Linked DNA regions of Homo sapiens: region 2 is linked to region 1. A link is an interaction called in ENCODE POLR2A ChIA-PET data of the cell type or tissue named here. Cell type or tissue: GM12878. All regions are shown on one strand. Each heading gives the region's core, and the rest is flanking DNA. Links, peaks and the distances in the headings are about the cores only. Region 1 overlaps METAP1 (methionyl aminopeptidase 1). Region 2 overlaps METAP1 (methionyl aminopeptidase 1).

The links. Peaks named below come from ENCODE experiments on the same cell type or tissue, not always from the same donor. Only the 100,000 strongest peaks of a DNase experiment are listed, where the experiment ranks them.
Region 2: POLR2A ChIA-PET joins it to region 1 with 7 read pairs; 26 of 35 experiments call an interaction of 5 or more read pairs at or near these places.

The regions. Positions count from the first base shown.
Region 1 is chr4:99,000,950-99,005,355 of GRCh38, reverse strand. All of the region lies in intron 1 of METAP1 (methionyl aminopeptidase 1), which reads right to left. Among named protein-coding and RNA genes, the nearest start is that of MIR3684, 5.8 kb to the right of the region's middle. In GM12878, for the core only: no CTCF peak of the experiment used is centred there; no DNase peak of the experiment used is centred there.
Region 2 is chr4:99,059,896-99,064,301 of GRCh38, reverse strand. METAP1 (methionyl aminopeptidase 1) reads right to left here. Exons shown (of 11, transcript NM_015143.3): 11 at 1,493-3,148. The coding sequence ends at 2,985. Among named protein-coding and RNA genes, the nearest start is that of ADH5, 27 kb to the left of the region's middle. In GM12878, for the core only: no CTCF peak of the experiment used is centred there; a DNase peak (open chromatin) is centred at 2,081.

The DNA of each region.
Region 1 (4,406 bases), core at 74-4,073:
TCTTCTTTTGAGAAAATTCTATTTAGGTCATTTGCCCACTTTTTGATGAGATTATTTGATTTTTTTTTCTTGCTGATTTGTTTGAGTTCCTTGTAGATTCTGGGTATTAGTCCTTTGTCAGATGCATAGTTTGCAAATATTTTCTCCCTACAGGTTGTCTGTTTACTGTGATTATTATTATTATTTTTGCTGTGCAGAAGCTTTTTACTTTAATTATGTCCCAATTATTTATTTTGAAGTACAACCACTTTGGAAAACAATCTGGTATCATCAAAGTAAAGCTAAACACATATCCTATGACCCAAAAAATTTACTCCTTAGGGGTATACCCAAGAGAAATTTTTACAAACAGGCACCAAGAATCAGGCACAAGAATGTCTAGAGGAGGACTATTTATAATAGAAAAACCGTAACAACCCAAATTTCCATTGACAGAAGAATGTAAAAGTTATGATATATTAATTTATTGGAATATCACATAGCAGTGAAAACAATGAAAATGAACCAGAGCTACAATGAAACATGGATAAATCTCAGGAACATAATGACAAACAAAAAAACGCATGTTGTAAAAGAATACATGTAATCATTTTGTTGGTAAAAAAAATTTCAAAAACATTAAAAATACATTTTTTAAGAAATCAAACATGGAAATGCAAATGAATGATAAACACAAAATTCAGGATATGGAATACCTCTTGGATGAGGGACAAAGAAAAAGGAGCCTTCTGTTTTCACTTGTTTTCCTGGTAATGTTCTTTTTAATAAGTTAGATGGTAGGTATATAGGCATTTACTGTATCATGCTTCTTTAGATCCCGTGGATGATTTGCTGTGTTATTTTGTGTGTGTGTGTGTGTGTGTGTGTGTGTATGTGTGTGTGTGTGTGTGTGTGTGTGTGTGTGTGTGTATCTGTCCACAGTTCCTTGGCTAATAACTCCCCTAGCCTTGTTGCAGTCTCGTTATAGTGTTGGGTGCTTTAGGCCTCAGGAAACAGACTCTCTCCAACCTTCTCCTGCTCTCTTCCTTTCACCCTACCTGAAGGCAAGTGTCTAACCCCCACCTTTGTGATGTGGGTCATAAGACTCTCATTCCAGAGAGGGTCCCACCCCATATACCCTGAAGGAATGAAGATTCCATAAAAACCCAAGAGGATTGGGTTCAGAGAGTTTCCAAATAGCTAGCTGAACACTGAACTCATGGAAGCTTGGCATCCCTTCCCCAATACCTTGCCCTATGCATCTCTTCATCTGTATCCTCTGCAATATCCTTTATAATAAACTAGTAAAATAAGTATTTTCCTGAGTTCTGTGAGCTGCTCTAGCAAATTAACCAAACCCAAAGAGGGGGAGCCATGAGAACCCCAACTTGAAGCCAGTCAAGTTTTAAGTTCCGGAGGCCCAAACTCGTGACTGGTGTCTGAACAGGGTGGGAAAGGGGCAGCTTCGAGGACTAAGCCCTCTATCTCTGGGATCTGACACTATATCCAGTCAAACAGTGTAGGAAATGAACTAAAGGACACCCAGTTGGTGTCCACTGCAGAAATGATTGCTCGCTTGGTGGTGAGGAGAAACCCCCATAGGTTTGGTTACAGAAATCATCTGTGTTGATGACTGTTGTGGTATGAGAACAGAGGGAAAAAAGTTTGAGTTTTTTTCCCAAACATTTACTAATATTTTTATTCTACTCAATATCAAAAACAATTTAGAAAACATACATCGACAGATCCTGACTTTATGGTCCTTAAAACTTTAATTCAAAAGCAATATTAAATTATTCATGTAACAACATTCACATTTTTCTCTATCATTTGTTTAGTGGAGTGAGAAGTTAACAGTATTCTAATAGTCAATCCCATCCCTATTACCAGTTAGTGAAATAATCAGTAATAACATAAATCCCCACTCAGAAGACAAAAAAAAGTTATGACATTTTTAAAACCTAACGGAACTTACATTTACCTATTTTATTGAACGACTAAGCCTGTAACTTGCTGGATAAGACAGGGTTAACCTTCAGAATGTGATGCAAAGATTGGTTTGCGTTTTGTACTTAAATCACAGAAGAATCATTAAACACACATTCAAAACACAGAGAAGTCTCTGTTGCCTCCCACTTTATAATGATAAGGGAAGTTGCTAAAGTTACAATTTCACTTATCATTTATATCCTAACCACTCTTTAAAGGCTTGAGCCTGTGACCCAGATAAATGCCACATTAGCAGATAGCAGACCCCAATTAACAGGGGCTTTTCTTGGTTTGTTGTTTTTTGTTTGTTTGTTTGTTTTTGAGACAGTCTTATTCTGTTGCCCAGGCTGGAGTGCAGTGGCGCAATCTCAGCTCACTGAAACTCCACCTCTCAGGTTCAAGAGATTCTTGTGCCTCAGCCTCCTGAGTAGTAGCTGGGATTACAGGCATGCACCATCACCACCCAGCTAATTTTTGTATTTTCAGTAGAAACGGGGTTTCCCCATGTTGACCAGGCTGATCTCGTAGCAAGATATCTGCCCGCCTCAGCCTCCCAAAGTGCTGGGATTACAGGCATAAGCCACGGCGCCTGGCCTTAACAGGGTTTTTAGAAATGCTTTCCAACAGACATGGCACAGCTCTGGTGTATCAGGAAGAAATCTTTACTGAGCCTTGCAATAAGTCAGGTTACTGGAGATAAAAACAGGAGAGAACTTATTTACAACTTACAAAGCATGAGAAGTTCCATGGGGTCCCTATCCTAGTTTCATCCATAAGGTGCCCCACACACACATGCACACACAATGAGAAAGGCAGGCCTCGTTTACAGAGTGTTTTGAATTGCTCTTTATTCAAACCCAGAGACAAGACTGATACCAATCAAGGAAATCAAAGGAAAAGACTTATAATTGTTGAGCTGGGAGCACTACCTGCCCAAGCATGAATAAAAGAATGCTTCATGTTAAAACTGTGAGGTCAGGCGAAGTTCAGGATCAAGCACAAAGGGTTGTAATTACATTTATATTCCATTACATTAAACATTTGATACAGAATGAAGCTCAACGGTTGCTTTATAAAGTATTTCTGCCTATTTAATATCTATCTAAAAGTGTTTGCTATTGCAGTAATACCAAAGACAATTACAGAAGGAGTTACCGTGCCACTGCTTTTCTTCCGAATATCTAGAGCTGGAATGAGCTTAGCTATGCACTTATGTCTGTCACTCCTATGAAATTTACTAAAACTTAACTAAAATTTTGCAAATATGCTAAACATGAAAAAGATTCACCTTAAAAAACCATGACTAAAACTTGATTTCAATCCACAAACTAAGTGAACAGTATAAGATCACATTTCCTATAGCACTTCAATTTCCAAAAAGGTAACTCAAAGACTGGTATAACTTTTGATTGCCTACCAACCAAATGATGCTCGTTTTTTTGTTGTTGTTGTTTTACAAATTCTACTGTAATGTAGGTATATTTCATGCCAAAACTTCATAGATGACCAGAAGGCCCTCAAACCAACAATAATCCACTAACTACACTGTGAGAACCACTGTTCTGGAAAAGGATATAGAATTAGCTTAGGATAGTTCAATTCTGGGTTCATGTACCAAATCCTGTACCATTATTATACGTTCCTGAGTAAGTCAAAATGATTTAAATTTTCGAGGAATATTTATTGAAGAGTAAACAGAAGGTAAAAAATTGAAAAGAAATTAAATTCAACTATAAGTGAATAAACAAATGACAGTACACCCATAACAGTCTTTATAAAGGATCATGTAAATGTAGCCATGACATGACACTACCAAAACACTGGTTAAGACATTAAGGATGAGAAAATTCTCTAAGATTATATGTATTATGGTTGCCATTTTTGTAAAAACATACACAACTGTGTGCACATGAATAAATACGCAAATATGTTCTTAAGAATACACACCAAAATTTCATAGAAATCATCTCTGGGTAATTGATTATCTTCACACATATTTTCTATTTTTCTACAATAAACAATTTATGAAATTATTTTTGTTTTGTTTTAAAAAGACTCATAATTTCTCTTTACCTCATCCTATCTTTTTGCTTATAAGAAGCTATGGCATTTGTACCTAAACTCAGCTAACTTACAGGAGTGTTTAAGGGTGGTCTGAAGTGACATGAGGAATTTAAAGAAAATCCCTATAAATAAAAACGCACAACATGATAATATCTCCTTTAATGAAGATGAATTCCAGAAACACCCTGCACTGGCAGGAATGTTGTTACTGACAGAGAAAGTTTCAGAGGGCAGGGTTGCATTTCAAAGATACTGCATGTTATAACGGCAATTCCTTCTCTACCTTCTAACTCCAACCTACAAGATGCTCAACAAGACTTTCTTCCAGCCAGGTGCAGTGGCTCACACCTGTATAGACAACACTTTGGGAGGCT
Region 2 (4,406 bases), core at 122-4,121, 59 kb before region 1:
GCAGGAGAATCGCTTGAACCCAGGAGGTGGAGGTTGCAGTGAGCCAAGATTGTACCACTGCACTCCAGCCTGAACAAGAGTGAAACTCCATCTAAAAAAAAAGGAGACTACAGATACATGACAACTAAATGCCATGAATTTGGAAGCTTTAAATAACATTTTGGGGGAAAATTAAAGTTTATATCCTATACATTATATAATTCTGTATTAATACTAAATTTCTAATTGTGTTATGATCATGTAAAAGAATGTCATTAGGTTAAGAGATACATGCTGATGTAGTAGGGTGAAGTACGATGTTGCTTCTTTCAAAAGAAAAGTGCTTATACAGAGATAAAGCAAAGGTGACAAAATGACATTTGTTAGATAAAGGTAAGGGATATATGATTATTTCACTGTACTATACTTTCAACTTTTCTGTAATTTGAAAATTTTCAATATAAAAAGTTGGAGATAAAAAATAAAAATTTTAAAAGAAGGGAAAAACAGGAAGGAAATCGCTTACAGATACCATGAGGGTAGAGGTTAAGCAAAGGGGAGCATCCTGCTCTCAGTTTTAACCAAATCCAATGAAAACCCAGAAGTCGTTAGAGAACAAACTGAGGAATCAAGCAAACAAATTCCTAAACCTCATCAACTCTTGCCTATTAATTTAGATATGTGGGTGCAAGTGGTATAAAGGTGTTGGTTAATCCTTTTTATCAACAAAAGACATAAAATGAAGTTCATGTTTCCCTTCTTCCAAGTTATAATTCCAAAGGAGTTGGAAGACTGGCAGGGGGAAAAAATTATTCTAAAAGTTAATGTAAAAAAAGAAGTTAATACTTTGATTTTTTTTTTTTTTTTTTTTTTTTTTTTGAGATGAGGTCTCTCTCTCTCACCCAGGCTGGAGTGTAGTGGCACAATCATAGCTCACTGTAACCTTGAACTCCTGGGCTCAAGCGATCCCCCCATCTCAGTCTCAAGAGTAGCTAATGCTACAGGCTCGCACACCATGCTCTGACTTGTTTTGTAAAAAGGTGGCAGAATGATGAAACTAGGTGTTTTGTCACCTAAATCCAATGAACATTTGTAATTAGATATATGCAATTAGACTAGAGTCCATATTGTTTTAAAATCTCCCAAACTAAGAAAAGCATTATCACCAGTGTGGTGTTTTATCTTTTAACCAAAAAACTATCACACCAAGATCTTTCTTCCTTCAGCTTATATTCTAATGACAGACACTGAATAAGCCCACATTGTTAATTCCACAATCAGTACATAAAATGCTCCCCTAATATTCAGCATTCTGTCTTAAAAGCTCTCAAAAATATGGTTGCATCTCAAATGCTGCTGGCACTCTACTGAGTTTATGTACAGCCATTACACCTGAAAAAACATTTCTACTCAAATGGTCATGAATTTATTTTAGATTATCAAACAGCCTCCCCATTCCCACCATTTCCCTCTGAAATCCCAAAGAAATGCAGCAAAGTTAATGACTACATGGTAGGATAATCATTCAAACTTTTTAATCTCCCTTTACACATTATATTAACATTCATATTGCAAGGCATTCCATTCACAAATATTACAGTTTGATAAAAACTTCACACACATACTCCCAAAGTCTATACCAGATTCAGTCAACTTTACTAAATCATTCAAATAATAAAAGTAATGAAAACATTATTATATTTTAAAGCAATAAGGTCTGAGGCACTCTGGGAAAGATGTTCTCTTACAAGTATAATGTGTCAGTGGTATGAAATTATATTACAAGGATGCCCAGTAATCAAGTACACTCTAATGACAATGACTTTGTGATTTGATATGTCTTCACTGGATACACTCCTACTTGGACAACTGCTGAAAGGAACGTAGATATGGGGCAGCTGAGGTCATTTCTAATGAGGTTCCCAACTATGTAAAGGAGAGGTGTGTTTCCACACACGAAGGACAGCTGCATCTCTACTGCAAGGTTACAGTACACAAAATTCCTTTCTCATCACTATCACATTTACTCAACGTTAGATTTTAATAGCCCACTTGACCTCCTGGGTTCACAGCTGGAGACACTTTAGAACTCTTTCCCCATCCTCCACCATAGTGCAAACTTCACGCTTCTCTGAGCACCTCCAAGGTATGCCCTTGAAGTAAAACAGAAAAGGGAAGAAAGGGGGCTTTTTCTTTTCCATTTCTGACCAAACAGAGGTCTGAAATAGCAGTGTATTATGAAATTCTCATTCCCTGCAACAGTCAGCCACCACTTGGAAAATGGCTATTTTTGCCATAAACTAGATTTTTAAAAGCCTGATAACCTTCCAAAGTGAATTTTACTACATTCATTCACTGACACACAGAGTCCACATTGGAGAAAGTCTCATTGGGTGAGTGCTTCCCTATGCACAATTACAAGGGTAAATAATTAGCATGGGGGAGAGGGGAGGCCAAATCCCAACCAGGAATTAAATCACTGCAAACTATGGATCCATTTGTAAGAACATATAAACCTGTCAGAGCAGAAACAACACAAACTCCAGGTCACATAGTGTTTGGTAATTATGTATACAGAACTTAAAATGTATACATATATATTTCCATATATATAATTTAAAAAATCTGGTGCAACACATATTGCTAAGTTTCAAAGATTCTCATTTCCAATGTTCACCTGGAAAGCAGATGGCTCTTGATGGCTGTTTTGCGGCAGTGATAAAAGCAACTACAAGCAAGTTTAAGTAAAAGTGCTCAAAGGGCAAATGAGAAAACAGGTGTGCAGGGGGAGGGGGCTGAAGAGTTGAGCAATGTTTCCTTTATTCTTCTCAGCTTTTTCAGACCCAAGACAAGTTCTTGAGGACACACATCAAATGCTGTAGTCCTTTCTTATCTATAGTCAAAACAAAACAAGTGATTAAAAAAAGGTTCCTCTTCCTTTCTGTACTCTCAATAAAATGCATAGCACAGTAAGAAGGTACTGAGATGTGCCATCTTGGGAGAAATTAAAATTGAGACATGAAGTGAGGCCGTGCACTGTCAAGTCGCCGGGTTAGGATTTCACAGCCAGTGTCTGTGACCAGGAGGGTGTGCTCAAACTGAGCAGACCGCTTTCCGTCTCTTGTCACCGCAGTCCAACCATCTGGCCAGGTTTCATCCTGCCATCCGCCTTCAACAAACAAAAACAATTTCTTAGTTCACTCAGTTTTCTAAATGAACTCTATCAAGAAGAAAGCCAAGGAAAAAATTCACTACTAAGATCCTTATTTACATGCCAATTGTTTTAGCTAATGCCTTTCCAACTTCATTTTGGTCTTCAGTATGTTTGATGTTTAAATTTCATCAGATGTATTACAACCACATTTTTTATATATCCCAAATATCAAATCAAGATGGAATTTCCAAAATAAAGGCGCTGGATTTCATTTTAACAACATATTGATACCAATCACCACAACTTTGAGTAACAACCTTAATTAATTATATGTATCATTATATGTATCAAAGCATCACTATGTACCCTATGAATATGTACAATAATTGTCCATTTTAAAACAGGAAATTTTTTAAAAAGGACATTCTGCAATATGCTACAACACAGATGAACCTTGAGAACATAATGCTAAGTGAAATAAGCCAGTCATAAAAAAGCATATGCTTGGCCAGGCGCGGTGGCACACGCCTGTAATCCCAGCACTTTGGGAGGCCGAGGCGGGCAGATCACAAGGTCAGGAGATTGAGACCATCCTAGCTAACACAGTGAAACCCCATCTCTACTAAAAATACAAAAAATCACCCGGGCATGGTGTTGGGCGCCTGTAGTCCCAGCTACTCGGGAAGCTGAGTCAGAAGAATGGCATGAACCTGGGAGGCAGAGCTTGCAGTGAGCTGAGATCGCGCCACTGCATTCCAGCCTGGGCGACAGACCAAGACTCCGTCTCAAAAAAAAAAAAAAAAAAAAAGCATGTGCTTAATGATTCCACTTCTATGAGGTAGAGTACAGTAGTCAAAATCATGGAGATAGAAAGCAGAACAGTGGGTGCCAAGGTCTGGGAGTAGTGAGCAATAGGAAGGGAATGTTTAATGGGTTGAGTTTCAGTTTTACAAGATGAAAAGACTTTTGGAGATGGATGGTGGTAATGGGTGCACAACGTTATGAATGTATTTAATAATATTGAACTGTACATTTAAAAATGAGATGTGTATTTTACAATTAAAAAATCAGAAAAAAAACTTGAATGAATTTAGCTCTTTCCTAGTATAACTTGGGCATCTGACAAAACTATACTCAGCATATATTGTGAAGGAAATCATGTAAATGTTTACAGTTTTATTACAGCATTCAATTCCTGATATAATTTCAAAATGGTAGGCACACAAACAGATGGTGAGAACAGATTATACAGTGAAATTTTTGTGAACTATAC